5 separate regions of the Homo sapiens genome follow, and all the other regions are linked to region 1. Evidence: chromatin loops called from intact Hi-C (ENCODE). Cell type or tissue: Caco-2. All regions are shown on one strand.

Evidence for each region. A loop is a pair of places that touch in the nucleus more often than their neighbours do. Peaks named below come from ENCODE experiments on the same cell type or tissue, not always from the same donor. Only the 100,000 strongest peaks of a DNase experiment are listed, where the experiment ranks them.
Region 2: a loop joins it to region 1, with 17 times the contacts of the local background. A loop is called at or near these places in 79 of 110 quality-filtered maps.
Region 3: a loop joins it to region 1, with 6 times the contacts of the local background. A loop is called at or near these places in 7 of 110 quality-filtered maps.
Region 4: it touches region 1 in a loop (2.9-fold over the local background); 4 of 110 quality-filtered maps call a loop at or near these places.
Region 5: a loop joins it to region 1, with 6 times the contacts of the local background. A loop is called at or near these places in 18 of 110 quality-filtered maps.

The regions. Positions count from the first base shown.
Region 1 is chr11:27,182,237-27,187,236 of GRCh38, reverse strand. The region is part of intron 2 of BBOX1-AS1 (BBOX1 antisense RNA 1); the gene reads left to right. Among named protein-coding and RNA genes, the nearest start is that of BBOX1-AS1, 34 kb to the left of the region's middle. In Caco-2, a CTCF peak has its summit at 3,101 (motif pointing left); a DNase peak (open chromatin) is centred at 3,086.
Region 2 is chr11:27,293,773-27,298,772 of GRCh38, reverse strand. It overlaps LOC105376601 (a long non-coding RNA gene), which reads left to right and starts at 783. Exons shown (of 2, transcript XR_931142.3): 1 at 783-2,765; 2 at 4,204-5,000. In Caco-2, a CTCF peak has its summit at 2,174 (motif pointing right); no DNase peak of the experiment used is centred here.
Region 3 is chr11:27,231,345-27,236,344 of GRCh38, reverse strand. LOC105376600 (a long non-coding RNA gene) reads right to left here. Exons shown (of 4, transcript XR_931141.3): 3 at 4,341-4,430; 4 at 1,183-2,283. Among named protein-coding and RNA genes, the nearest start is that of BBOX1-AS1, 15 kb to the right of the region's middle. In Caco-2, no CTCF peak of the experiment used is centred here; a DNase peak (open chromatin) is centred at 1,924.
Region 4 is chr11:27,392,971-27,397,970 of GRCh38, reverse strand. The region is part of intron 2 of LGR4 (leucine rich repeat containing G protein-coupled receptor 4); the gene reads left to right. Among named protein-coding and RNA genes, the nearest start is that of CCDC34, 32 kb to the right of the region's middle. In Caco-2, no CTCF peak of the experiment used is centred here; DNase peaks (open chromatin) are centred at 1,800 and 2,180; H3K4me3 peaks cover 769 bases.
Region 5 is chr11:27,360,512-27,365,511 of GRCh38, reverse strand. CCDC34 (coiled-coil domain containing 34) reads left to right here and starts at 2,297. Exons shown (of 6, transcript NM_030771.2): 1 at 2,297-2,676. The coding sequence starts at 2,318. RefSeq lists enhancers at 1,871-2,040, 2,036-2,903 and silencers at 2,281-2,350, 4,196-4,490. In Caco-2, no CTCF peak of the experiment used is centred here; a DNase peak (open chromatin) is centred at 2,231; H3K4me3 peaks cover 1,789 bases.

The sequences.
Region 1 (5,000 bases):
GGAGAGGTGGGCCTTTCTCCTTACAAGTAGGCAGCTACCTCCTATTCTTTCTGGAGTGAGTGTGGGTGGGACCTTTTTAAATCAGCCCCCACTGCCTCTATTTGTGCCTGCAGTTCTACCATTAGTAAATACTTCTTTCCTTTTCTTTCTGAAGTTCTTTAAGAAATTGAGAGCTCATGGGTTGGGTGCAGTAAGTTCCCAGCATTTTGATGTGAGCCTGTTTGGCACACTGGAGAGAGATCTTAAGCTGAACAGGCATAGGTAGGAGCTAAGGAACTCAGATAGTCTGGGGTCAGTGTGCTCATTCCTCACAATCTGCTCATTTAGTGAGGCCTCCAAAAGAATAGGGGAGGAGGCCAATTAGATTCTTCTTCCCCTGAAGTCCTTGGGTAAAGCCTGTGGTTAAAAGACTTTGTCCTAGTGAATGAGCCTAGAAAATTGACTTAGACAAAGGGAGGTGCAGGACAGTTCTGAAAGATTCTATTCTACCTTACTTACATCATAGCCCAAATCAATTCCAGATGGCATTAATGTGAAAGGCAAAACCTTAAACATTTTAGAAGAAAATATAGAAGAATAACCATATGACCCAGAGGTAGGAAATGATTTATTAAATGAGACTCATAAAGTACTTGATGTAAAATAGATAAATTCAACCACATCAAAATTAGAATTAATTTCTGTTCTCAAAAGGCACAATTAAAAAAAGATGAACCTCAAATTCCTCAAATTGGGAGAAGATATTTGTGATATAATTAATTAATTGTGATTAATATACAAAATATTTTTAAAAATCCAGAAATCTATACAAACAATGCAAACAAACATAGTTAAAAGAGAAATGGGAAAATTACATGAACAGGCAAATCACAGAAGAGGAAACATAAATAGCCAACAGTCATATAAAAGATGCTCATCTCATTAGTAGTAGATACTATATTCCACCCATTTTATTCCAACTAGATTGGCCAATATATATATTTTTAAAAGCTAACAGTACCAAGTGTTGGATAAAATATGGAGCGATGAGATTTACATACTCCTTGTTGGTGTAGAAATTGGTACATTTTGGCAAGCAATGTGATACTATCTTGTAAATTTGAAGTTGGCACACTTATAACTCAGAAATTTCAACCCATGTGTATCCTCCAGAGCTGGGTTTCTCAGACTCCGCACTGCTGACATTTTGATCCAGATCATTCTTTGTTGTGCAGGGCTGTTCTTGGCTGGTTAACGGCATCCTTGGCCGCTAGCTTCTAGCCAGAGGAAGCCCTTTGTCCCCATTTCTCTCCAGGGGTCCCTCTGGTTGTGATGATCAAAAATGTGTCTGGGTATTGTCAAATGTCCCTGAAGAGGGAAAATTGCTCTGATGAAGAACCACTGCTCTAGAGAAACTGTTGCACATGGGTGCCAGGAAATATTAAAAAAAACATAGCAAAATTCTTAACAATTAAAAAACCCTGGAAACCATTCACATATTGATCAACAGTAGAATGGATACATAAATTATGGAATATTTACACAATGAAATACTATTATAGATGAATGAGCTACAACTTTGGAAATCTTTGAAATATAATTTTAAGTGAAAAATGAAACTACAAAAGAATGCAAGCTTCATGATTGCATTTGTATAACATCTAAAAATGAGTGAAACAAAAAAATGCAATGTCTAAAGATATGTATGCATGTATTAAAGCTTGAAAGAGAAACTAAGGGAATGAAGAAAGCAAAATTTAAGAGAGTGGATACCTCCTGGCAGGGAGGTAGGGAGTGGGGTCAAGGAAGCACACATGTGTAGTTCCTATTTTTTTAAATTAAGGGGTGGATCATTTGTGTTTATTTTATTTTTACACTTTATTTCTTTGTGTGCTACACACATTCTTTTATACATAACAACAATTTTATTAGAAAAAAGTTAAAAAGGGAGAAGGAATTACAAAATATTTGTAGAAAGAGAAACAAATTGGTCCAAAATGTGTCAGGACTACTTAGCTGAGGTGAGAGAATCACCCGTGGCTTTGAGAACAGAAACACAGGAGTGTTCCTTGTCTGTTGACCCTGTACCCTGAACCGAGCAGCCTCAGGGTTACAATGCTTTGAAAATTCACCTCTTGTCCTTTAGCTGAATGACCTTGACCACTTCCTTTTTCTTCTCTGGGCCTTAGTTTCCCAATCTGAAAAAAAGAGAAAAATAGTGGGTCCTGGATTAGAGGTCAGGGTTAGTAAATGCATGCATATCCTACTGCATCGTATGCTCCTGGCAGACATGAATGATTCATTGCAACACACATTCTTTCTTAATTGGGAAGAGGCATCCCAATTGATTTCAACATAGAACTTCAGGTAGTCACATGTAGCAAAAGAGAGTAAGTCTGTGTTCCTAAAACTTGATCTCTGAAGGCCCTTCAAGAATTTTCCCTTCTCACCCCTCAATTTTATATTTAGTCACCCTAATTATTTTGGGAGTTCTTTAAATGAAGGAACTATGTCTCACTTCCATTGTACCACCCATTTCCATTTCTCAAGGCTAATGGACAATAAGTTTCAGTAAAAAATGGCTGTCTGGAAAGCACCTTCTCTTCTACCTTTTGCACCATTCACATCCCAGATCAAGAATGAAGCGAATCTGCCAGAGCCCATTAAATGGATCCTTGCTGTTTATGTACTAACCCCATTCAGTATGCCAGGGCCGTATTAAAGAGGCCCAGGCCCTGCTTTCTGCTGGAGGTTTGCGAAAAAGAAAAGAGAACTTGGAGAAGCCATGTGCAGGAGTGAGGAGAAGAGATGGGCTCACAATCTCCTAAGAGTTCCTCTTTAAAAAAGTTAAGAGAGGATGTGGCATGAAGGGCTGTTTAGGGATAATATTATGGAGAAATAAAGGTAGTAGAATTGGCATCAGAAAGATTAAGCACACTTCTCTCTGTTGAGTTTTCTAACTCACATCGTCTCTGCAGGCTGTACCTCCTTACCTATTAACTCTGTCAAAGGAAGGAGGTGGTTTCTTTGATTCTTTGATTCCAATTCAATGGACTGAAATTGAAGTTGTGTGCAAGAGAGCTAAAACCTAGAAGGCCATTTTACAAACAAGTACTGCACGCCCTCCAGTGGCAGAAAACCAATAAGTCAAGTGGTAATTAACTCAATTTTTGCCTCAACTAATTTTTGGAAGTATTATAATTTTTTTCTTTTGCTCTCAACTGGATATTCAGGATTTCGAAAACAGCTTGGACGCTTCACAGGAGTGTTATAGAATTTTATCAATTCACAAAATGTCAGAGCTGAAATTAATAAAAAAAACTATCCAATTTTTATTATACCTAAGAAGAAACGAAAGTTCAGAGAGGTATAGGGAGAAGGCTGATACTATGACCTCTGTCCTTTGGCTCAAATTCAGTGTTTGCTTCATTCTCTTGGCTTCTCTATAGCAGTGTTTTTTTTTATTTTTTTTTATTTTTTATTTTTTTTAGATAAAGTCTCACTCTGTCGCCCAGGCTGGAGTGCAATGGCATGATCTTGACTCATTGCAACCTCCACCTCCCAGGTTCAAGTAATTCTCCCACCTCAGCCTCCCAAGTAGCTGGGACTACAGGAGGGTGCCACCATGGCCTGCTAGTTTTTTGTATTTTTAAAGTAGAGACGGGGTTTCACCATGTTGGCCAGGCTGGTGTTGAACTCCTGACGTCAAGTGATCCACCCACTTCGGCCTCCCAAAGTGCTGGGATTACAGGCGTGAGCCACCATGCCCAGCCTGTTTTTGAACATGAGCATGGCACCATGTTGGCCATTGCTGGGGGAATAACGATAACGGTAGCCAAATACTGAGTCTTACTCTGCGCTGGGTACTATTCTAAGAGCTCCGTGTTGATTATCTTATTAGTCCTCACAACAAGTCTACGAGATAAGATTATGATTCTTATTTTATAAATGCAGAAACTGAGGCTCAAAGTAGTAAGAAGGGAATTACCAAAAGAAGTGGATGATACGTCCCTGCCCTCAAGTCATTTAGGCTATTTTTGCGTTTTACCACATTTGTTAATTTTATTTTTCAATTAGGCTTCTGACAGACTGGTCAGAAAGACAAGCTTGCTTATCTTAGCTGGAAGGAAAGATATATCTGTTATTGACTGTGGCTAGTTTGTCTAGAACACACAGAGTTTTGGAGATAGGACAGTAAGACCCCAGAAAGGATGTGAGTTTTCTTGGTGGATTTCTCTGTAATGCCGCTGGATGGGACTAACATCAGTCCTCCACGTTCCATCTCACATGACCACTCTTATAAGCAGCGCCTGCCCTCTACAGTGCTCTATCTAATGGGCATATTTAGGCTCAGGAGGAACTTATGTTTGAACAATGAGTGATCTCTGCTATGGGTGAGGAATGGGGGTGATTGGCATATGACACATATTTGCCATAATTGCTCTAAACAACACATACTTGCCATAATTGCTTTAAATGAATTAAATAATACAAAGCCTACACATCTCTCAGTGTTGTCTACAGACACAGAAGGGCATCACCTAGTTATTATACTCAGGTCCCATCTCAGATCCACTGAATGAGAATCTTCATCCTAACCAAAGCCCCAAGGATTTTATGTGCTTATTAAAGTTAGAAAAGAGCCACTGTAAAACTTTTTTTTTTTTTTTTAATAAATCTAGTGACATATCAGAGGTCAAGGCTGGACTTCTGCTGCATGTAATTGAACAATGTGATTATTTTTGCATTTTATCACTTTTGTTAATTTTATTTTTAAATTATCGTATAGTGAAATGGACTTTTTTGCTGTACAGTTCTATGAATTTTAAGACATGTGTGGATTTGTGTGACCACCATCACAATTAGGATGCACTACAGTTCAGTAAGCCCCCAAACTCTCTTGTGCTATTCCTCAGTAGGCACACCTGCTTCCACCCTTAATCACTGCTGACCACTGATCATTCTCTGCTATTGTAATTTTGTCTTTTTTACAATGTCATTATAAATGGAACCATACACTG
Region 2 (5,000 bases), 110 kb before region 1:
TGCAAAGGCATGATGAGTAGGCAGTACATAAGAAGATCCAAAAAAAACCTTCCTAATTCAGAGGAACACTTAGGGGTCTGCCTTGATATTGAAATGTTCTTCTAGTCATTAGAATCTTGCATTTTTACTCACATTTTAAAATATCCCTTTTAAACTGTGACACCATTTCTGGGAGGTTTAAGGTAGGAAGCTGTTGTTATTGCTTAGGTTGGTTTGTCACCCAATCTAGACTGCAGGAGAGGATCACGGGGTAAAGAACAGAACTTTTCATAAGAGTGGCCCAGTATCCAGAGCCTGAGGTTGTCTATATGTAGAGTTCTAGATAACCCTACATACAGATAGATACAGATAGATAACAAGCCCAGATAACCAGAGGCCATTGATTAGGGGGAAATGAGTGGGTTCCCAGAGGGGCTGACTCAATGAGGACCATTCACATATTCATTCATTAAATATTTGTTGAGTGTGCACTAGTGTCGAGGGTGGTGTTTGGTGTCCAGAATTTGAATGAACAATATAAACATGCTCCCTACCCTCGTGGAGCTTACCTGGAAGAGACTCATGTTAATTAGTGAATTAGTCACTGTTCATTCACGCTTTTCCAAAGCCATTAGAAATGCCAGGATGTACCTAATGTAAATGACGAGTTAATGGGTGCAGCACACCAACATGACACATGTATACATATGCAACAAACCTGCACGTTGTGCACATGTACCCTAGAACTTAAAGTATAATAAAAATATATATATATAAAATTAAACAATTAAAAAAAAAAGAAATGCCAGGATGAAAAGAGCTAAGAATTTAGTCAGTGCTGGGTTTTGTTGACTGAAAAAAGCTCTTCCTATATTCACTGTGTTGCTTGTTTAGGCTCTTCACAGAGCTAGCCAGTGAGACTGTGGTGTGCTCCTACATTTGAAAAAAATGCTTCCAAATTGCTACTTTCCTAGAAACGTCTCAATTTGCTACTAATCCTAGACATGCCTGTGGGAATGCTAGAATGCCTTCCTTGATTGCAATATCCACAGACTTTTTCTTAAATGTTAGTGAATATACACTGATTTATTCATTCTTTGAAAATACTCTGAATAATGGGCTGAAAAGATAACTGGATAAGCATGGAAAACACCATAATTAAGGGAAAGAGTAAGAGCTACAAAGTTAAACTTCCTTGGGTTCTTGACATCTCAAGATTGTAACCAGTAGTTATTGATGGGTTCTTAACTTGGGGTCCTTGGAGTCATGGAGGATCAGTGGACGCCCTTCAATGTGGTCCACAAATTTCCTGATATTGTATGGAAACATTTGTAAGTATGGGTTCATAACTCTCATCTGATTTCTAATGGGATCCCTTGAAAATCAAGAATCACTTCCATAAATTCCCTGAAAGTGATTTCATGAAGGTAGAAAGGATAGTAGCATTTATGACAGTATTCATGGATAATCACTATGGTGTGAATATTTATCCCCTCCAAAACTCATGTTGAACTTTGATCCCTGATGTGGCAATATTGAGAAGTAGGGTCATTAAAAGGTGATTGGATCATGAAAACTCTGCCCTTGTGAATGGATTAATCCATTCGTAGATTAATGAATTAGTGGGTTAATGGGTTATCACGGGAGTGGGACTGGTGGCTTTATAAGAAGAGGAATAGAGACTGGAGCTAGCCTTCTCAGCCCTCCCTGTCATGTGATGCCCTGTGCCACCCTGGGACTCTGCAGAGAGTCCCCACCAGCAAGAAGGCTCTCACCAGATATGGCCCCTCAACCTTGGAGTTCTTAGCCTTCATAACTGTAAGAAATAAGTTATTTTTCTTTATAAATTACCCAGTTTCAGTTATTCTGTTATAAGCCACATAAAACGGACTATGACCATGACTTTATGTAATTGCCATAGAATATGAGGCAGTGCAACAGAGCAATAGGGCCTAGGAGTCAGCAGACCTGATCTCTAGCTCTGGTTTCCTAGTTACCAGCCATGTGACCTTGCATAAGTGTCGGTCCCATTTCAGCCTCAGTTTGCCTACCTTTTAAATGGAGGAAACCATACTTCATGTGGCCTTATTTTAAATGATCAGATGTGTGTGAAAATGCTATTGAAACTTCAAGGCGTTATCTAAAAGCAAGAGATGTTTACTCTCATACCTGTAGTTGGTGTATGTTCTTGGTCACTAGAGGGAGCCTTAGCATTCAGGGGAAGAATAAGCTAGTGATACTTATTCTTGAAAGCTTGAGGCCTCTATGAGAAGTAATTCTTTAAAAAACTTGCGCTTTATAAATATCCACTTCGATTTTTTAGAAAATTCAGAGAAAGGTCTATAAAAGCAAATATGACCACAGTTCCTTGTGACATAGATTTTCCCACCCATTAACCCACAGGATTCTTCCTTTTAACTTTCTCTATGATAAATTTAGCTTGTTGAAAATCCTAATATTTATGTAGAATTAATTTAACAGCAAGAAAAAGAAAGTAGAAAACACAATTTTCCAGAAGGCCATAGGAAGAAAGTACTTTTCCATTAGCAAAAACAATCCATTGTAAATTCCATGGCACATGGTAATGCTGTTAGAGGATTTTTGTATCCAGGCAGGACAGGGGAAGTACATTGTCTAACTTTGGCTTTCGATGTCCTATTGGGACCTTCTGAAGTTCTTAACTGGTGTGTTTTCCTCCTGCTAGTGCTAGAGTGGGAGGAATCTTACTCATTTGAAAAGAGCTTGACTGTTACATCAGAGGACCCCAGGATGGTCTGAAGGAGGAGGTATGAGAGAATGAAACATACTGGACTTAGGCTGGGTGTGGTGGCTCACACCTGTAATCCCAACAATTTGGGAGTCTGAGGTAGATGGATTACTTTAGGTCAGGAGTTTGAGACCAGCCTGGCCAACATGGTGAAACCTTGTCTCTACTAAAAATACCAAAAATTAGCTGGTCATGGTGGTGTGCACATGTATTCCCAGCTACTTGGGAGGCTGAGGTGGGAGAATTGCTTGAACCTGGGAGGTGGAGGTTACAGTGAGCTGAGATCGCATCACGGCACTCCAGCCTAGGTGACAGGGTGAGACTCCATCTTTTTTTTAAAAAAGATACTGAACTTGTACTTCAGGGAATCAGAATTTCACTGACTCGTTGTGTATTTTGGAGACAATATTTGTCCCCCTTTGGGGCCTCAGTTTTTCTCTCTGATTCTGACCAATACTATCCCATGTACTCCACATGTATACACTCATGGTCTGATGGGCATTCCTTATCAAGTATGGGACATTAGGTGATTAGACTCAGGCCCCAGATCGTGAAAGGCAGTGTTTTGCAGGAGCACAAAGCCCCTAGATTTATCTAATTTTCAACCCAAATGTATCTGGAGAAGGTGGAGTCTTGATATTTCTCTTTATGGCCCTTCAGATTGTGTTTTCATTCTGCAGTATAACAAATGCCTTCAAAAAACAGTGAACTTCATTTTTTCACATACATTTGCAGGAAGCAATGTAAAAACTTAATTGCTAATGTTTGTTAGCAAAACTGGCCAATGAAATGGTCAAGCACTGATCTGCCAAGTTTCCTTGATTCTAAGATATACTCCCACAAACCCTCCCCTCCTTAATTTAACTTTTTTTAAAAACAGGGACATGTCTGTGTCTCATTTAAAGAAGCATTGACTACCCCTCCTGAAGAGCTATTATTAAATCTATGGTATTTCCTACAGTGAATGGCCTTTTTGAATTCAGCAAGTATTTTTGGAAATACTTTATATTTGTTTTGTGTATTTATCATACGTGGAGGTGCAATAAGCTCTTCTTTACTACCATTCAAGCTCGAGCTTGCGTTGCAGCTATTAGTGTCTCCAAAGTCATCCCAGCAGGAAGGGATTTCTCTCTGTTGACAAAGGCAGGAGACTGAAGGTTATAAAGGATGAATGAAGCCTAGCTAGGCTTGTTCATTGCAGTTTATGAGAAACAGCTGCCTTTCTTTGTCAAGGCGCTTGTTTAAGGCTTTCCTCTCCTTTCCCCTGAAGTGTAATAACTACCTGAGACTAATCAGCTGACTTGGGTCAGAACAAGCCAGAGGCTCTGCTAGCCCAGTTAAAGCATGCCTGCACCATGTTAGCAATAGGAAATTTTCTAGAACAAGGCAAATGGATTGATCAATGATTCCATTCATGATTATAGTCCAAGTAATTTTCTCCTTTTTTTGTTTTTCAGAGGCTGTTTCTTCTTAAAGCTTTCAAGTGGTGTATAAGTCCCTTTATGCTGCTATAAAGGAATACCCAAGACTGGGTAACTTACAAAGAAAAGAGATTTATTTGGCTCATTGTTCTGCTGGCTATACATGAAGCATAATGCCAGCATTTGCTCTGGTGAGGGCCTCAAGAAGCTTATAATCATGGAAGAAGGAGATGGAGAGCCAGCATGTCACATGGAAGCGTGAGAGGAAGCAAGAGAGAGGGGGGAGGAGGTGCTAGGTTGTTTTAAACAACCAGTTCTCTTGTGAACTCAGAGAAAACTCACTCATTACTGTGAGGACAGCAGCGGCAAGTCATTCATGAGGCATCCACCCCCATGACTCAAACACCTCCCACTAGGCCCACCTCCAACACCGGAGGCCACATTTCAACATGTGATTTGGAGGGGACAAGCATCCAATCCATATCAGGTGGGGAAGGTCAGGAGGTGGACAACAGAATCATTGTTGCCCAGTTTAGGACTTCTCAAATTTTAGTGTACATGGAAATCACTGGAGTTCTCATTAAAATGCAAATTCTGATTCCATAGGTCTGGGAGTGAAGTCAGTGGGTAGAAGAGCTGATTCAGCATTGCCAAGGCATTCCCAGGTGATCCAGTATGGCTGGTCTTTGGACCACACTGAGTAGCAAGGCCTTAAATAATTTGTATGTCTTGTGTTTCCTGTTTCAAGCTGATGCACGATGTTAGTAGGATGAGGAATACATTTTATAAGCTATCCCCCTATCTGTCAGAAATGAAGAATGAATAAGTAATGA
Region 3 (5,000 bases), 49 kb before region 1:
TGAAATTTTCATGCTATGTTACCTTAAAATCCACTGGCCATTTTATGCTTTGAATGAACGTTTACCTGTGCATGATTTTGCAGTATGATACTGTGGACATTTAAAAAATATTGGTTCACTGAATTATACAAATCTTCCAAATGTTGACACATTGCCTTATACACTATCAAAGGATCACATTCTTTAATGCCAGCACAGATCTGAACAGAAAAGTCTTAATATATTGGGAAGCTGATGAGTTAACAGTAACATATATATTTTCCAAAATTCTAATCTTCACATGGAAGTTCAAATGTTACCATTGGCAACAAACATGGTCTGCTGTTTCCTTCCTTCCTTCCTCTCTCCCTTCCTTCCTTCCTTCCTTCCTTCCTTCATCCCTCCCTCCCTCCCTTCCTTCCTTCCTTCCTCCCTCCCTCCCTTCCTTCCTTCCTCTCTTTCTTCTTTCTTTCTTTCGACAGAGTTTTGCTCTGTCACCCAGGCTGGACTGCAATGGCACAATCTCGGCTCACTGCAACCTCCGCCTCCCAGGTTCAAGTGATTCTCCTGCCTCTGCCTCCCGAGTAGCTGGGACTACAGGCATGCACCACCACACCAGATTAATTTTTGTATTTTTAGTAGAGACGGGGTTTCAGCATGTTGGCCAGGCTGGTCTTGAGCTCCTGACCTCATGATCTACCCACCTAGGCCTCCAAAAGTGCTGGGATTACAAGCGTGAGCCACTGTGCCCGGCTAAGCTGTTTTCTTTGAAGTAAGAGGCTCACTTAGTTAAGTTTTGAGAACATGTCTGCCAACTACCAGAGTCTGAACACCCATAATTTCTCTTTTGTTCTTTCAAGTAGAAATGGTGATCTATGAATACCGAGCTTAGTTCAGATTGCAACTCAACAACTGTGCAGGTGCCTTTTCTTTGAGACAACCATGGTACTTAGACATGCCTTATGAGTTCTTCCTGTTTCCTCGTGCAGAATCTTAAAAAGATGTTCATGTGCTCAAGGGTTAAAATTTAATAAAATTAAAAATGATTCTGCTTCATCAAAGTCATGCTTATATGAATGGCCACATTTTTCTACCACAAGTGGGTGGCCTTGAAGAATTCAATGACTACTAGTGCAGTTTGGTGCACTGCCTTGATTTGTGCTATGGTGCTGGCAGTTTTCCCATCAGCAGTGCAAATGTAAATACAGTGGAAAAGGCAAACGCTGTTTTATTGTTTTTATGAATATTGTTTTGACCTTGTAGATCTCCTGTAAGGGTGCTGGGAACTCAGAGAGGTCCACGAACTGCACTTTGAGAACTGCTGGGATACCCAGCCCTATGGCAAGCACATAATAAATGTTCAATCAACTGCAGCTAAGACCATATTCTGTTTGCCTTTCTAAGCATCATTTTTCTGTTTTTAAAAATAGGGTTAATGTTACTTCTCAGGGCGATTGTGGAAATTAAATGAAGCAAAGTACGTAAAATGCTACCATAGTGTTCAGTATATAATAAATGTGCTATGAAGATTCAGTATTATCATTAATATTAATATTACTAATAAGAAGTTATTTAAAAACTTTTCCTGCAGAGGAACAGCAGGGTTGCTTCATATTTCTACCGCTAGTGCTTGACTGGAGTCTCTTTCCTATGGAGACTTTTAAAGGCAGTGGTACCTCTTTTCCCTTTTAATCTTCATCCTTCAAGCCAAGGCTACTGCTGCTGCTGCTGCTGCTGCTGCTGCTTCTGGGGATTTGCTCCTGTGTACTCTGGGAAAAGGGCCCCAGCCAGGAATTCCCACTTGTTTGAGGACCACAGAAAGCTGCAGTCATTTTTTTTTTTCCCCAGCCTTCGTAATCTAGTCTAGACACTCTGAGGAGGTGAAGGATATAATTACAGCTTGAAACACTTCACATGCACCAGCAATGCAGCTCCTCCCGCACATGTGTGATTCAAGCCCCAAGAGGGCTGTGAAATCTGATGATTCACTTGTCTAGATAAGCTGGAAGTGAAACCCTAGCGGTCCAGGGTCCAGTTGCCTTTACCACATAACACCCTTTACTTGCAACCAGTTTCTCCATTCGGTTCAGTTGAATTCAAAGCAGCACATGGGCCTTGAGGTCTTACTGGAAGCGCGCCCTTTGTGTACCGCACTGCGTCAGCTACCGTGCTGGTTATTCACTCTTGGCTGCCCCAGTCTCATTTCTGCTTTTCTCTGGGCTGCTCAGAGGCCGACCTTCATAGATGGCATTTCCAGGCTCTTCTGCTTTCTGGCCTCCAGTTGGAGTCCATCTCTGGCAAGTGCTGGCAAGAAAGGGATTGGAGGGTCATAGGAGAAACAGGTTGGTGCCACCTGACTAATTGTATAGCTGGTCTGCTCTGGCTAAAACTTCTGTTGGGCCACCCCTCTTCCACTGTTACAGCAGGCTATAGCTCTCGTCACAATCTGGTAATAATATTTTCTCCCTTTGTCCCTTTCAGGGTGGTAAGAGCCTCTCACTCTGTGGCTAGTCCCTGGCAAGCCGCTACCTCTGTTGTTCCCTTGTGCTGCCTGCCCACACAGCTATAAATATGGCCTTTGTTACACCCTTTCCAGCTAACCCTTTCAGTGTGCCATCTGTTCCCTGGCTGGACCCTTCTGACACAGACAGAAAGCTGCCTTGAGAAACTTACGGTCTACTTAGACTAGTTATCCCAAGCACTAGTCAGATGCATACCATCTTCACAGTTGTTAAAGCTAAGAACCAGCTCTACCATTATTATACATTTAATACTTGTGCTTAACTTGCTTCACTTTTTAACCATACATTATTTAATTCAGATAAAAAAGAGGAAGGGGCCGGGCACGGCGGCTCATGCCTGTAATCCCAGCACTTTGGGAGGCCGAGGCGGGCGGATCACCTGAGGTCAGGAGTTTGAGACCAGCCTGAACAATGTGATGAAACCTTATCTCTACTAAAAGTACAAAAATTAGCTGGGTGTGGTAGCATACGCCTGTAATCCCAGCTACTCAGGAGGCTGAGACAGGAAAATCACTTGAATCTGGGAGGCAGAGGTTGCAGTGAGCCAAGATCGTGCCATTGCACTCCAGCCTGAGCAACAAGAGCAAAACTCCGTCTCAAAAGAAAAAGAAAAAGAAAAAAAAAAGAGAGCGAGGGAGGGAGAGAGAGAGAGAGACTTTTTATCACCAGATAAGCAGGAAATAAATATGCTTGCTGCTACGGTCTGAATGCTTGTGTCCTCCCAAAATTTGTATGTTGAAATCCCAACAGGTAAGGCCTTTGGGAGGTTATTAGGTCATGAGAGTGGAGCCCTCATGAGTAGGATGAGTGCCTTCATAAAAGACACCTCAAGTGTTAGGTTGTCTCTTCCACCCTATGAGGATGCAGTGAGAAGGTGCCATTCATGAAACAGGAGATGGGCCCTCCCCAGACAGTGAATCTGCCAGTGTCTTCATCTTGGATACCTCAGCCTCCAGAATGGTGGGAAATATATTTCTGTTGTCTATAAGCTACCTAGTTTATGATATTTTGTGATAGCAGCCCAAACAGACAAAGACATTTGCCAAAAATATAAGAAGAGGGTAACAACAAATCACATGAAAACAAAACAGTATTGCTAAACCCCAGCACAGCATCACTGTGGTTAAAGGGCACCTGCTCTGTATACGCTGTCTAGGTTTGAATCCTGGTTCTCTGACTTTCCAGCCAAGTGACCATGAGCAAGTCACATAATTCTTCTGTGCCTCAGGGTCTTTATCTTTAAACTGGGAATGAGTCTACTTCGTAGAGTTGTGAGGCTAAGTGAATTAATATGTGTAAATATATGTAAAGTGCTTATAACACTGCCAGGCACACAGAAAGCACTGTGTGAATTTAAGTATCTTTTTTTTTTTTTTTTTGAGACAGAGTCTTACTCTGTCACCCAGGCTGGAGTGCAGTGGCATGATCTTAGCTCACTGCAACCTCTGCCTCCCGAGTTCAAGCAATTCTCCTGCCTCAGCCTCCCGAGTAGCTGGGATTACAGGTGTGAGCCACCACACCAGGCTAATTTTTGTATTTTTAGTAGAGACGGGGTTTCACCATGTTGGCCAGTCTGGTCTCAAACTCCTGACCTCAGGCGATCTGCCCACCTTGGCCTCCCAAGTGCTGGGATTACAGGTGTGTGAACCACTGCACCCAGCCAAGTAACATTATTTTTTTATGATCATGATGACGATGGTGATGATGGAATTACCTGACTCAGGCTCTGAGCTGGAGGTTTATTAGCAAGAGGAGAAAGATACATCAGCTCCAGACTGAGGCTTTCTCCTGGTGTAATCAGTAGAGTTTGCAGAGAACTGAAAATAATAACTTCCTTACCACGTGGTTCGGTGTCATTTTTCTCTGTTATCATCCAAAATTATTGATATTCCACAAAAATTTGCCTCAGGTCCAACAGTGGAGCATGTCCTGCACTTTGGGAAATGCAGGGAAACAATGGTTATACTACAGCAAACAAACAACAAGCAAGGTGGAAGAGGCGGCACAGAGTAAAACCAGCGACAAACTCGGGGGTGGAGAGTGAGAAGGAAGCTGTTGGCCAGGTTTATCGGAGTCTGAGTTAGGGCTGGAAAATTGGCAGACAAAGGGGGTTCTTGGGGATTAGAGGAAATAGCTGTTTGAAGACGGTTGGGTGTGGGAGGGATGAGTTAACAATGGTAAGGTTAGGAAAGAACAACGTTCACAAAGAAATAACTCCCCCCAACAGAGAGACAGTAATGGCTTATGAAAAGCTGCCTAGAGAAGCAGTTCTCCAAGGGTGGTTCAGAGAGCTACCTCATGAAGACCTGGGAACCTGTTAGAAATGCAATTGTCAGGCTTTATCCCCAGACTTACTTAATCAGAGACTCTGGAGGAAGATTCCAGCAATCTGGAATTTGATAAACCCCCAGGTGATTCTTACGCATGTCAGAGTTTGAGAACCACTGGCCTAGAGGAGGTTGGGAGAATATCAACAGCAACTGAGCTTGAGATTTTGTC
Region 4 (5,000 bases), 210 kb before region 1:
GGGAAAGCGGAAATCTAGAGGATTACTTTTTGCTTCTCCTCTGCCCTTTCTCTTTCTCTCCATTCTCTGTCTTTGCTCTCTTTGCTTCTGGGGCTGTTGTAGCAAACAGAGTAAGTGGGAGTTGCCTTGAGGTAAACGGTGTCCCCTTTGAAATCCTGCTAGACTTGTTTTAATTCTGTGTGATCATGTGCACAACACAGCGTGTGTTGAGATACTACTGTGGACCAGTGGACTGATGTTCCCATGTTTAGAGTTCCTCCCCACCTTTCCTTAAGAAAATATGCTTCCAGCATATGTCGAGAAATAAAATGTTTGCCCTGGCATTCGACACTTTAGCCACGTAGTTCTTTCCTGTTAGGAGAGTGAGGGAGTAGAAATGAAATAAGAAAAGTTGCAGAAAAGGGAAAATAATCAGGAAGCTTTCTCACCCTTTTAGTAGTAATATTAGCTTTGCAAATCCAGAGTCTTACAATGGGGCTTAGCGGAGACATTATAGCAAATACCAAGTGTCTTGTCTTTGTAAGGGGTCATACAAGGGAATATAGAATAAAGATGACCTAGTCCCTGCTCATGAGGGACATATAAGATCATTGAAGAAGATCAGAGCAGTACAAAGGAACTAAAGGCAGAATAAGATGCACCCAATGGGATAGCTTTGTCTAAGGTACCCGTGGAATCAAAGGAAGGTGATATCATGAGTTCATACCGGTGGTAGCGTACCCTACTTGGACAACTTGAACAAGGCTTCAGTTTGTAGAGGGCAGAGTTGTGGGTATTTCAAGTGAAGGAGATGGTGTGAGCCAAGAGTCAGAGGTGGCAATGCATGGTGTGTTTGGATGTAATAACGGTGCTTAGTTGCACCAGGGGAAAAGAGAGCCTTTGGGAAAATGCTTAGAATTGTGCTTTTTCAGATTAAGTGGTTTGAGACAGGAATCCTGTGGAAGTTCATGGCAGTAGTCCAGGAGGAAAAAAAATCAGGTGATAACAGGAAGAGTCAAAGAGTGGATGGGTTGAAACCTTGCAGAGAGACACTCTCGTGGTCTTTGGAAACAGAACACGGAGGGGAAAGAACTGATGCCTGGGACTCTCCACCTTCACAAACAGAAAACCATACCACTTTCACTCTTATTTTTTCACCCTAATTATCTTTTTCCTTTAGTATTTCACAGCCACTGGAAAATAGTAAAAGAATATTGTTTGTGGGACAAAAAGAAAAATATAAATAACAAGATTTAGTCAATGAAAAAGGTTTTCTGAGGGCAGCCAATAGGTCCTGAAGTAGTGAGAAGCTACGAAAACTGTTGGCTATAGCACAGAAGTGCAAACCCAGGCATGGAATGGGAAGTGGCTGGTCTTTGCTAATAGAGGGCCAAATTCCTGCTCAGGATCAGCCACCTCTTTTTCCTCCGGAGTTGCCTAAAAAAATAAAAAAAATAATAATAAAAAACAAACAACAGAGAATGGTATGTATCCTTAACTAAGTCTCACTGAGTTTAGGGCATGCCCTACCTTTGGGCACTCAGGGAATCCCATTCTCAGCCCCTCTTGCTGGTCATCTTTGGCTATGGGAAGGATGGCACTGTAGGTCTGTTAGGAACTTCTCCGTAACTGCAGTTCTGGGCTCCTAATGCATAGTCTCTCCTTACTAGCTTTATTCTGCTAGGTGACATCTATTGATACTCAGACAAGGCTGTTAACTTGCTCAAGTCCACTCTGCCCCACCTTTTCTGTGAATTATTTCCTAATCTTTTGGTGACTACCAGAGGCATCACAATACAGGTAGAAGTGGATAAGTATTTCAGCCAGCCGGGCAAGAGAACTGGAATGCTGGCTCCTTCATGTACAAGCAGTGTGACTTATGCCAAGTCACCTAACCACTCAGGGACTCAGAAAAGCAGGGCAGTTGTCTTGAGATGATTAAAATGAAAGAATGTTTGTGTACCAGCTATCAGTATCACAGTGTCTGCAACTACTGTAGGCGTATAGTTTTTTTCTTCCAAAGAATTTGGGATTTTTTTCCTAACCTTGCTATTTATTTACTTTGCTCTTTTCTGAATCTGAGCTTTTAGACATGAAGCATCCCCAAGGTTTACTATAAGAAATACTAGCTCATAAAATAAGCAACATGTGAAGAGCTTCTGGCGGGTGCAATTACTGGAGCTGCAGAGCTTTTACCACGCTGCTGTGCTTGTTACTCATTAACACAGCAGCTCCGTAAACTTACGTAGATACATTCCTGAAGGCTCCACAGGATATGTTTACTCTACTAACAAACTAAGTAATCAAAGTAGAGTGTCCTCTTGGACAGCATTATCACTGTCCACCACATACTAGTAGTGTTTATTTCTCCAGATCGTTGGCTTGTATTTCAGGATAAGCCTCATGCAGAGCTCATTTTGTCATTTATATTAAAGATAAATAGAGGAGAAAGAGAATGCTTTTTGAAGTTAGGTGACTTTAGTTTTCTCATGGTTTATAAAACGGGCAGAGATTTGGGAAAAGGAAGCAAATATTTTGGCTAATGTGGTCAAACACTCTTTTCTGTTGACAAGTTAAGATAATCAGGTGTTCTGCATTTTGCCACTTTGTTACTTTATAAAATACTTTTTTTTTTTTATGAGCCCAGCACAATAGGCTGAACTCAAGGAAAGCCCATAGATACAAGGACATTCACAACTAATATTAGAGACAAAAGAATAATAAGAATCCTGTAACAGCCTTACTCTGTTTATAGTGTTTCTTTTTTGGAGGACTCTAGCTTTTTAACACTTGGAAGAGCAGTCACAGGGCTATCTGAGGCCCTGGGGAAAGATGGCTACTGCCTCTTATGGCTTTTATGGTGCAATTTGATCTTTTAAAATGTGACCTTTTAAGCACTTTGCATTACAGCTGTGAGCATTATCAGTTGAATTTAATGGGTGAGACCGGGGTCCCTTTGAGATTGCTTGTACCAAGCTTGCACTAAGGTAGACTTTGGGATGCTATGGCATCGGAATGGTGAGCATTTTCAAGGAGGAGCTTCTGAGAAAGCAGTTTCTGTTTCATGAATTGGCATGTTGGTGGGTGGTAACAGAAGTTTGAGATGCACATCCTGTTCTTGAAGGCATTTGTACTTGGCCCACAAGACTAATGTACAAGAAACAACCAGTAGACGGTAGCTTGTGACCCAAGTTTATGAGCTCCGAGTGTTCAAGCATAGGGCACATTTATAAGAACTGAAGCTTTCAAGAGGAGCAGCATTGCAGTTGGGTGTTTAAGGGGGTACAAATGAGGTTGCTAGGTGAAACATTTAAAAGATGTAGTGCTTTGGGAGGCCAAGGCAGGCGGATCATTTGAGGTCAGGAATTCGAAACCAGCCTGGCCAACATGGTGAAACCCCGTCTCTACTAAAAATACAAAAATTAGCTGGGCGTGGTGGTGGGCGTTTGTAATCCCAGCTACTCTGGAGGCTGAGGTAGGAGAATTGCTTGAATCCAGGAGGCAGAGATTGCAGTGAGCTGAGATTGCACCACTGCACTCCAGCCTGGGCGACAGAGTGAGACTCCGTCTCAAAAAATAAATAAATAAAATAAATAAGTAAGTAAAAAATGTAGTGATAAAGCTGGCTAGTCTAGAACCAAGAGGATTTGCTAAAGAGAAATATTTTAAAATGGAAGCAACTGAAGAGGCCTTAAAACCATCTTCTTCGGTCTCTTGTTTTACTTCTGGTGAGCCCTGGGAGGTGAAGGCTACAAGGCTGACAGCACAAAGCAAGCTGTTGTGAGCCTGGGTTATGGGGAAACCTTGAAAGGCAATGCAGTGTAGAATTTAGGTACTTGGATGCCTTGTAAGAAACAAAGTGTATGGTGGGAGGACTTTTTAGGAAGAATTTAGTTTAGGAGCATGAACTGTGCTACTTGGTGGTATCGCCTGAGAATCCGGCATTGTTATTCTTGCCATTGAAGAAATAATTCTTCATACTTACCCCTTTGGTTTCTGGGTCTTTTGGCTGTTTGCTTTTCTGTCCCCTTCCCGCGCCCCCCCCCCCCCCCAATCTTCAGTGCAATCGCCTCTGTGTTAATGCTAGGTAAGGATTACACTTCCCAGGGCAATTTGCATTTTATTAGTAACTGGAACACCACTTCAAGAGAAAATAATGCATCTAAAAGTAGAGCTTCAGGCCACAGTGACTTCACATTTTAAGGCTGGTAAAGTGTCTTTCTTGTATCCCTAAAATCAGGATATACAAGTAGAACAGATTAGAAGTGGGGGAACCTAAAGATGTTGTGTGTCTGGCACTTAGTAGGTACTCATTTTTAAATTAATGAATGAATTAATGAATAAGGCTTAGGGATGCAGAGTTTTTAGGGAGGGAATAGGAAGAATAGTGGAAATACATACCTTTTAAAGGAGGGATTATAAATGTTAAGTTTTATATATTTTTTAAATTAAAAAATTTAATTATAAATTTTAACAGAGGAATTTTAAAGGAGGACTTGGTGACTATGTGGTCCTGAGACATGTGTAGAAGAGAGCATTAAAATATATATATACATAGTTACAGAATCTAGCTGTTTAGGAGAGTATCCCTGACAGAACCAGGACCCAGGAGAGTCCTGTGTTTGATCATATGAACACACAATCATCATTTTTGAGTACACATTTGAAAACCTTCCTTCACTTCACCTGTCTACAAGTTAACTTATGTGAATCACTGCCCTGCATCCTGATTCTTCTCCCTAATATCCTCTGTTCAAGTTTTTCTTCTATTTCTCTATGCCCAGGGAAATAGGAGGAAAAGTAGGGCTCAGTATGAATTGGGTGCTCAGATTTCTTACAAAAGGATCCAAAGAATTCTTATCCTTTCCTTATTCTACTTTTATCTCCACTTGAATTTGTCATGTCAAAATTTCTTTAGGAAAACCTCTTTACTTCAGAAAAAAATATATAGGCCATTGTTTGGAAAGTTATGCTTTCAATGACTCACACTTTTTGCCTCTCTTTTGCACTGGATATGCTGC
Region 5 (5,000 bases), 180 kb before region 1:
TGGGACATAATTTTGTGTGTGTGTTTGTTTTAAATTTCATATATGCTTGAAATTTCCATAACAAAAAGTAGAGTAGTATAATTACCCCACCTCCCTACCCTTCACCCCATACCTGTCACTGCTTTGACAATTATCTGCAGCATGTAGTGAACCTTGTTTCATCTTCATCCTATTCACTAATCCCCTCCAATCCCTCTGCCCCTTGCATTATTTTGAAGCAAATTTAAGACATTATATTGTTTCATCTGTAAATACTAATGTCTAGGGATAAATTTTTAAAGTTGCATAATATATGCCACAGGGCTAACTGGTGATGGAATTATTTAAGCAAAAGTGACTCTTATATAAGTTTCCAGAGCCAGCAAAACATAATTACCTCAAATATACCATGGCCAAAGTACTAATTGTATGAAAAGATGTCACTAAGTCAATACCCTAAAACTTAAAGGGAGAGACACTCTTTTATACATTTGTACATTTATATATAATTCTACCCATCTCGATTATGGCTTCTCAGCTCCAGTAATGAAAAGGCACTGTAAGAAATGAGGCCGCTGGACTTAATTATGTTCAAACACCAGCACCAGCACCATCTGACTCTGCCTCATACCCTTGGGGGGGTCCAGCATTGCTAGTGCATAATGTCACAGTTGGTCATAATGATGACCCTGGCGCATCAAGAAAAGGGTATACTTTGTTTAGGAAAACATTTTAAGGGGACAAAGAAGTATATGACATTTAGATTCCCATGCGTAGAGGTTAAAGTGAAAAAGTTCTGAAGTTTACACACAACTTTTCATTGTATCTTTCTGATTCTGAGCTTAGAAACTTTGAGAATTAATGAGATAATATGACCCTGTGAGGTAAATTTTTCCCCTATTTTCAGAGGAGTGTTAGGAATGGAAAACCTATCAAGTACCAAGAAAACCACTGATTCCAGGTCCCTTTCATACTAGTGTTTTTCCCACTACAGTTATGTTTGGTTATATCTATTGGAAAACAGCTTCTCAAGCTTACCTCTTTATGAGGCCCTAAGGCAGCTCAGTGCGTTTCGATGTTACTGATTCTAGAGATGTTCTGATAAAAGGTTTTTAAATGCCAATATTGAATAACTAGGGTCGAGAACGAAAACTCCATTAGGTCAGTTTTATTCCTTGATCAACTTTATTACTCATTTGGAGTGCTCCAATTTTCTTTCATTTTGTTTTCACCGAAATTTTAAAGAAAATATTCAATTTAAATAGATTTAATCATGTCATATTTTATTAATTATAGCTCTGCCTTCTGAATTGCCTTTGGTTGCTATTACTTCTACCATAGCTAATTCTCCTGTGTTAAATTTTGCAGATCTAGATTTCATCAAAGTTTTTGTATCACTCTGGTCACTAAAAAGTTTTGTGTGATGTGTTAGCCATGGTCAATTTTCGTTTATGGTATTTCTACCGGTAATATACATTATGAACTGGACAAAAGCCCTATTTATTTACAAATGTACAGTTTTGTCAGCATGAATAAAGCATCTACCTTTCCTTTACTGCCTTTATCCCCATTCCCGAGAGTGCCCCTCAGATCCCACATAAAATGCATATCAGCATATTTACTGAGATCATTTTTCACGACAACAGGATGAGGAACTTAAGGGCGAGACTTTTAATCATCTATCCCTTGTGCTTTACGCAGACCCTACAATACACTAGAGGCTTCAAAGAGGTCAAAAATTCACATGTGTAGACAAATTAGGTCCCTTAAGATGCCAGGCAAACGAAGTGCTACCAAAACACGCAATGACTGTCCTAAAAGTGCGTTCTGGGATACACCTGTAAACTTGGATCAAGTTCCCTCCCCTCTCCTCAAAATATATCGACTTGTGCTGAAAGAAATCACGACCGATGCTCACAATTCTGACCTCGTAATTATATAGGGGGTGGTTTTGGTTTCTGCGTCTTTCCCTGATTCAGTGGCAGGTAACATATTTCATGTACAAAATGAACTGCAACACCACGGCAAACAAGGGACAGGCCCTCAAAGTTGTCGGTAGGGAGCCAGGACCCCGCCAGTGGCGTGGGGAGACACCGTACTAAACAAGCTTGCAAACAGCAGGCACCTTCCTGCCACTGAGGAGGAAGGGCTGGCTAAGGGAGGCCGGGGCGGAGGAAGCCAAGCTCTGCAGGCCCTGACAAAGTCCTCCCGGCCTCCACGCGTCGCCATGGCAACGCGGGGTCTGTGCTGGCCGGGATTGGCCGGCCTGGCGCGCGCAGGGCCCGCTGGGAAAGCGCGTCCCCGCCGCGGCTCCGCCAGTTTGAACTTGGCGGGCCAGATGTGGGCGGCGGGGCGCTGGGGGCCTACTTTTCCCTCTTCCTACGCCGGTTTCTCTGCTGACTGCAGACCCAGGTCTCGGCCCTCCTCGGACTCCTGCTCAGTCCCTATGACGGGCGCACGTGGGCAGGGGCTGGAGGTGGTGCGCTCGCCGTCGCCGCCGCTGCCGCTGAGCTGCAGCAATTCCACCAGGTCGCTGTTGTCTCCCCTTGGCCACCAGAGCTTCCAGTTTGACGAGGACGACGGTGACGGGGAGGATGAGGAAGACGTGGATGATGAGGAAGACGTGGATGAAGATGCCCATGATTCAGAGGCCAAAGTGGCGAGCCTGAGAGGAATGGAGTTACAGGGGTGCGCCAGGTAAACCCGAGGCCGCCCGGCCGATTCAGCCCTTTTCAAGATTCCTTAGACCCTCTTAAGTACCCCCTTCTAACATCCTCCTGCCCTCCGCCCCAAAGGCAGAGCAGGCACTTGCAGACTGAGGTGCCGTGGTTTTTTTTGCACATAAAGAGCCCTGTGCAAATTCTTGCAAATGACCATAGATTTCCTATGGCTCTTAATCCTTTTTTCCTGAGATATTATGATTGCTGCAGTCTCACTTCCCAGAAAAATGTACATAGTCTCAAACACACAAAACTCTGCTACCATTTCAGGCGTTCTATGAATCCTCAAAAGCCAGATTGTGCACTGCAGAACTCTTATCCCAAACCTGAACACCAGAACGTGGTTTACTGCACCTTAGTAGTACCTGTGGTTGGTTATTCTGAAAACATACTGATTGCTAGTGAAGTAGGTTGTAGTAAACAGGTCACTTTTTATAACATAAAGTGCTGAAGCACAGAGATTAGCAATGTCAACCTCAGCATGTGGAGACGTGGTTAGAGAGGATCTGAGCATGCACAGAGGAATGGATGTCATTGTATCAATGTTAGGACCAATGGGGTTATTAAAACTGTCTTAATTTGTTTATTTCTACTGTTACTCACTCAGCAAACATTGTTTGCCACATATTAGTCTACGTACTGGGGACCGTAAACAAGATACTGGTCTCTACTCTCATGAATTGAAGCCTAAATCAATCCACTTATTTTACAGATAATAAAACCATGGCTCAGAATGCAAAAAGTGACTCAAAGGCATGCACCTAGTTATTAGCAGACCTGGGTCTACTACGAAGATAGACAGATCATGTTCTCTTTCCTAAACTGCATGCCTAGTATTGGGTATACAGAAGTAGGAGCAAAGGGCCAATCCCTGAAGGAATATTTCTGAGACAGGCCCAGTAATGCAGGTCTATTCTGGGATAGACTCATTACGTTTTCTTCGGAAATCATTTACAAGTTTATGATTGTCAAGCTGTGTAAGGCACAGTACAGGAGCTCTAAGAAATACAGGCCAGAGAACTCATGCTTTATGTGTAAATAGCAAGATTCCCCCTTCAGTACAGGGTGTTCATATCCAGCATGAGTGAATGGAATATGGAACCCATATGAAGTAACCCGTATACATGGTTACAGGAGTGAATTAGTTACGAATGAGAAGTAAAAGTAAGTACATTGGTGGGAATGGAGATCAGAAAGAGTAACCAAGCAAGCCACTCATCCAGGCTGGTTGTAGCAACAAGAAACAGGCCTCCTCTGATCAACCTGATAGTAAAATTTAATGGTAGAGTTAGGGTTTCAGTAAATTGTTTTCATCTGGGCCTTTGTAGGTATTCTTCAGGACTGAGTTGGTCTCAAAGGTATTTAAAGTAAATTTGAAGGCTTTAGGAAATACTTTCTGAGCATAATCAACTGGACTAAGCAATCTGGACACAAGTTAGTGACCTGCGGAATAAATGACCATCGGAACTATAGCTCAGCTACTGAAACCTTGCATTAGTTTCCAAGAGCCAAAGCCCTGACTAAGTGGAGCCTGCCAGGGGAGGAGGTGAACGTATGTACGTCTCACTTATCCAAAGCCAGAATGAGCTGGTAGCACCACAGGGCTAAGGCTGCCTTCCTTATCACATTTCAGTCCCTATGAATCAAAGGAGTAGCTGGGACGTGGGTTTGAAAAGAGAATGCTGAAGTTGTCAAGCATTGTGTGTGGCAAGTGTCAGATGCTTATTAGGTGCTCAATAAACGTTTGCTGACTGCATGTCCATTTCCCACTTCCTAAAGAACAGATACATGCAGTGATTATTGTCAAATGCTTCAGAAACTTAGCACTTCCTTTCAGGAAAGGTAGATTTTTAGAAAATTTCCTCATTCTTTCTCTCCATTGGTCCTAACATTCTTTGATACAATGACATCCATTCCTCTGTGCATGCTCAGATCCTATCTAACCATGTCTCCACATGCTGAGGTTGACATTGCTAATCTCTGTGCTTCAGCACTTTGTGTTATAAAAAGTGACCTGTTTACTACAACCTACTTCACTAGCAATCAGTATGTTTTCAGAATAACCAACCACAGGTACTACTAAGGTGCAGTAAACCACGTTCTGGTGTTCAGGTTTGGGATAAGAGTTCTGGAGTCCACAATCTGGCTTTTGAGGTCAAACTGCTGACCTCTCTTTGGTGCCCTGGACAGCTTGGGGGTGACAGGATGAAGAGAGCAGGCAACCTGAGTCAGCCCTTTCATTGTTCTGGGTTTTGAGTATTCTGTGTGAAGCAGAGAGCAACCTAGAGCTGTGTGGGATTT